Linked DNA regions of Homo sapiens: region 2 is linked to region 1. A link is an interaction called in ENCODE POLR2A ChIA-PET data of the cell type or tissue named here. Cell type or tissue: HCT116. All regions are shown on one strand.

What was found. Peaks named below come from ENCODE experiments on the same cell type or tissue, not always from the same donor. Only the 100,000 strongest peaks of a DNase experiment are listed, where the experiment ranks them.
Region 2: POLR2A ChIA-PET joins it to region 1 with 5 read pairs; 3 of 35 experiments call an interaction of 5 or more read pairs at or near these places.

What each region holds. Positions count from the first base shown.
Region 1 is chr5:150,142,150-150,144,649 of GRCh38, reverse strand. The region is part of intron 1 of PDGFRB (platelet derived growth factor receptor beta); the gene reads left to right. Among named protein-coding and RNA genes, the nearest start is that of PDGFRB, 12 kb to the left of the region's middle. In HCT116, no CTCF peak of the experiment used is centred here; a DNase peak (open chromatin) is centred at 1,529.
Region 2 is chr5:150,371,641-150,374,140 of GRCh38, reverse strand. It overlaps TCOF1 (treacle ribosome biogenesis factor 1), which reads right to left. Exons shown (of 27, transcript NM_001371623.1): 7 at 1,905-2,135. Among named protein-coding and RNA genes, the nearest start is that of TCOF1, 15 kb to the right of the region's middle. In HCT116, no CTCF peak of the experiment used is centred here; no DNase peak of the experiment used is centred here.

The sequences.
Region 1 (2,500 bases):
CCAGCCGCATCGCTGCCCCCACCCCCAAGCACAGGCACTCTGACGGGTGAGGGGGTGTTTGCTGCAGGAGAGCGGGGCTCGGGCTGGGGAGATCAGCCCGTTCTTTATCAGCCTGGCCCCATTCCAGACAGATGTTTCATCTTATTTTGGACTTCCAGAAAATAGGTCATTTCTTTCCATTGTGTTCCCTGGGGAGGCCTCATGGGGAGAGGAGCATGCAGTGAGTGACGAGTGTGAGGGCCTGGCTTGGGCCCTGGGGAGCTGGAGGGGCAGCCGCCTTCCTCCCTCAGTTGTGAGGGAGCTGTCAGGGCCGGGCCGGAAGATTCTGAAAGGCTGGGCAGAGAAGCCAGCCTTTGCCTGAGGGGGATGGAGAGCAGAGGAGGGCCGGAGAGGTCACATAGGTATTTCAGAAAGGTCCCTCTGGCTGGGGTGTGAGAACAGGTGGAGGGGACAGATTGGAGGTGAGGAGATTGGCGGTGGGATAGCCAGAGGCAGCCGAGCCTGTGCTGGAGGAGGGGGTGCAGGGGGCTTAGCAGCCTTCCAGGGAACCAGCGCTATTCTTCCATCCAGTTTGGACTTCCAGAGCAGCGGGAGCACACGCCAGGCCCCATCTTAGTCGATTTCTGCTGCTTTGTTCAGGGGACTTTGTAGGTACCTGGAGAAACATAAAGAGGACCCCGGGCCTAGAAGCAGCGTGGCACAGAGAATGGCTCCAACACCGAGTGGGCTGCGCCGGGCTGCTCTCTTTCTGTAGCCCTTAGAGTGATCCCGAGGCTGGTGGGGAGGTTCGTGGTGCAGGGGTGGAGCACTGAGCCTTCTCCAACAACTGGAAGTGGAGCGAGCATAGGATTGAAGGGGGCGGGTGGGAGCCTCGGCCACTTCCCCAGTTTCTCCCCTCCACCTGTAACTGTCTCCTCACCCTCCGATCCTGCTCTCTTCTCTGGCTCCCAGGATGGGGCTCCCTGATCACATGACCCAATCACACCCACATCTCAGCCTGCTTGGGGACAGCCACATGGACCAGACTTGCCGCCAGGCCCAGGCTGTGCTGCTATCCCTTTCCTACTCTTTAGCTGCTGGCGGGAGGACTTCATCCCTGGCTCCAGATGCCTCTTGCCCCCACAGACTCCCAGGCCTGGAACTGGCAGCCTTCTCTGAGCTGAGTCATGACATGGGTCCCTCCCCAGCACCCCCACCCCGAGCCCAGCATTCCAGCTCAGCACAGCTGCCTTCCCAGAGTGGAGCCCTGAGGGCCACAGCATGTCAGCCCTGAAAGTGCTCCCAAGACACTCTTGCCCACCCTTTTGCACAGATAAGGAAACTGAGGCTCAGAGAGGGTCAGGACTGTACAGTAGTCACCCTTAGCTGCAGTTTCACTTTCTGAAGTTTCAGTTACCCCAGATCAACTGTGGTCCAAAAACATTAAATGGAAAATTCCAGAAATAAACAACTTACAAGCTTTAAATTTTGTGCTGTTCTGAGTAGTGTGATGAAATCTTGCACTGTCCTGTCTGTCCCGCCCAGGAGTGAATCATCCCTTTGTCCATATACGCTACCCACCTGTTAGTCATCAACAAAGTCCACTACTGACATCCAGCCATCAACACCATCATGGCTCGGTGGTCCAGGATCACTTGGAGCAGATGACCTGATCCTTCTGATAATGTCTGGAGGTCAGTAGTAGCCTAACGCTACTTCACAATTCTTACGCCATCACCTCACTTCCTCTTATCACGTAGGCACCGTGTCATTCCACGTCTTCACAAGAAGAGTGAACGATACAGTAAGATATTTTAAGAGAGAGAACACAGTCACATGACTTTTATTACAGTATATTTTTATCATTGTTCTATTTTATTATTATTGTTGTTCATCTCTTACTGTGCCTTATTTATAAATAAAACTTTATAATAGGTATGTATTTGCAGGGAAAAGAACATAGTATGTATGGGGTTTGGTTTTATCCAAAGTTTCAGGCATCTACTGGGGCCTTGGAATGTATTCCCTGCAGATAGGGGGGACCACTATCCTATAAGTGGGTGTCACAGCCGGGACTAGAGCCAGGTCTTCTTACTTCCCACCCCAACCCCCCTCCAAAGTCTGTCCCAGGCCTGTAAAGTGCCCCGGTACGGAGAACAGAAGACTGGACTGGGTCAGGAGACTGGAGTCTGTGGCTCACTTCTCCCAACAACTTAGCAAATTACCTCCTCTGAGTCTCAGTCGCCAATCCCTGCCTGGCTGGGCTCGTGCAGAGAATGTGACTTTGAAACAAAGGTCAATGTGTGGCAGGACAGAGGTGTGCTGTGGAGAGGGCAGGGGCAGCTATAGCCTGAAGCCTGGGGCCTTGAGCCACCAGCCTCACATCTTAGCAGGGGCTGGAGGCGGGGAGCTGCGCAGCCAGGTGAGCTTCAGCCCCACCGATCACCCGAGCCCATCTTGTCTAGGCCAAAACAATGGGCCCTCTTGCTTTCCTTCCCTAAGCCTCAGTTTCCCCACGAGC
Region 2 (2,500 bases), 230 kb before region 1:
CTTGTGAAAACTCTCTGGTGATGCCTTTAGGATAAAGTCCAGAGGCCTTAATGAGGCTCCTAAGACCTCCCCTGCTTCCCTCCCCACTCCCCACCTTGACTGATACTTTGGCCACACTGGCCTCCTGGTTTCTCAAAAATCGATCAGCTTCACACACTCTCACTCCTGGAGCCTCCATGCCCCCTGTTCCATTTCACTTAGCCACTGCCTCCTCTGTCTCTGGCTCCCTAAGAGACACCACTTCCTTAACATGGTTCCCCCTGGTGCCCCAGCACACTGGGTAGTTAGAGCCTGTCCTCTGCTGGGCTCCCACTGGCCAGAGAGCTCTGGAGGCACAGGCACTGGCTTATCGGGAGCATCATCAGACTGGGCTGTGGGGAGGGGGTGTGCAAAGGCCCAGGGAAGGGAAGGAATGAAGAGGCAGTCTGAAAGTGGGGAAGGGACTGAGGGAGGCCCTCACTGGACTTTCTGCACATGGACAGCAGCAGGACCCCTGGAAGCCCACCCTCAGCCTCATGGGGCAAGGTTTGCACACCTGGCCCCCTCTTCACTAACTCCTCGGTGGGGCTCTGCACTGTCTTGGGGCTTTGGCAGGGTGGCTGCAGGCCCTGTCTTCCCTGGAAGGCCCTGGGTGTTCAGCCCTGGGCCAACAACCCTAGAAAACAGCAGCTCTGATCTTCTAAGAAGCTTCTCATGCAGAAAGTGCAGGCTGCTCCACACAGGTCTTGCTTGGCTAGCTCCTTTTTAAATTTTTGAGCCAACATGGAGAAAGCAGATTTTACATAAAAGTTCACATTTATGGCCAGGTGCGGTGGCTCATATCTGTAATCACGGCACTTTGGGAGGCCAAGGTGGGAGGACTGCTTGAGTCCACAGCTTGTGAAACACAGTGAAACCCTGTCTATACACACACACACACACACACACAAGCTGGGTGTGGTGGTGTGTGCCTGTATTCCTAGCTACTCAGGAGTGAGGCTGCAGTGAGCTATGATTGCCGCTACTGCACTCCAGCTTGGGCAACAGAGCAAGACTCTGTCTCAAAAAAAAAATTCACATTTGTGTTCCTTCTCAAAGTGGATGCCCATCCAACACTGTGTAGCCCCCAGACACTGCAAAATAGACAGCCGAGGCGTAGAAGTTCCCTGTAGATGGGGTGGGAACAACAATTTGTCACAATTCGTAGTCCTACTTCTACCTCAGGGCCTTGACACTTGCTGAGCCCCTGCCTGGAATGACCTTCCTAAGAGTGCTTCCTCCTTCTGGTCTTTACTGAGACGCCTTCTCCCAAGGCCAGCCCAGAGCACTCTGCTTCAAGTTGCCATTCCTATGTCCCCCACTTCCTCTTTACCATTTACCAGCAGCTAACGCAGGGGATCTGCTTATCTACTGCATGCCCCCGCCTTGTCCTGCCCCAGGCCTGGGGCTGGGTGGGTGACCCTCACTCTTCCTCCTTCCTGCTCTGACTTCCATTGCTTTCCAGCCCCCCTGTCTTGCCCTTGGGATACACCCAGGGCCTTGGGGCTGCAGCCCTGCCCACTCCCAGCAGATGGGGAAGGGAACTGGATTCCCTTTAGCTAACGTAGTGTTTGCCTGCTCAGGGTCTGGTTTGTCCTGAGAAGTCAGAGGATTAGGCAATCAAAACTTCTCAAGTCCCTCACAGCAGGACTGGCTGGGACGAGGACAGCGGCCCATTTACTAGGCAGAGAAACTGAGGTAAAGTTGGTCACAGACAAAGTGGAGTGCAAGACTCCCCTGTGGGAAGCAGGCTGTTCTTGCTCTTCAACTTCACACCATAGTCCTCCCTCTCCCCAACTCCAGTGGCAGAGGTGCTCATGGCAGAGTGCTCAGGCTGCTGGGGGACCCGCAGGTCCTCCAAGGGGCAGCCCTCCTCCAGGCCTCACCTGGCTTCGTGTCCCTGCAGGGGCCTCCTCCTCACTTTCAGATCCCTCCTCACTACTCTCTGACTCCTCTTCTGGCTTCTTGGCCCTCTTGGCTGGGGGCAGGGCCCCTCCTTTGACCTGGGGTGTCACATCCCCCACCTTCCCAGGGGCTGGGGCCGCCTTTCTTGCTGGAGACTCCTTAGTAGAAACTGATGAGGCTTTGACCTGGGCTGGTTTTACTGAGGGTTTCCCCTGGAACAAGAGGATGGAATTAGAAAATGAATAATAATTACTGTTTCCCCCTAAGGTTCTGTATTAGGGGCTTCAGCAGTTGATAAAGCTCTTTCCTAATGTCACTGGATTTTTAAGCAACTCCCTGAGACGGCTATTAGCTTTAGATCCATTTTCCAGAAAAGTACACAAGGCTTAAAGAGGTAAAATCACTCATGATCAATATGAAGGGACAGAGCCCCACTGGAACCCTGGACTGTCTGACTTTGGAACAGATCTCAAAACCATTACGTTCATCTCCCACCTGGCACACACCGGGCTTGGCCTGAGAGAAGGGCTTGCATCTCAATCAGGAGAGCGCATCCTGTCTGCCCCTTAAACTCAAG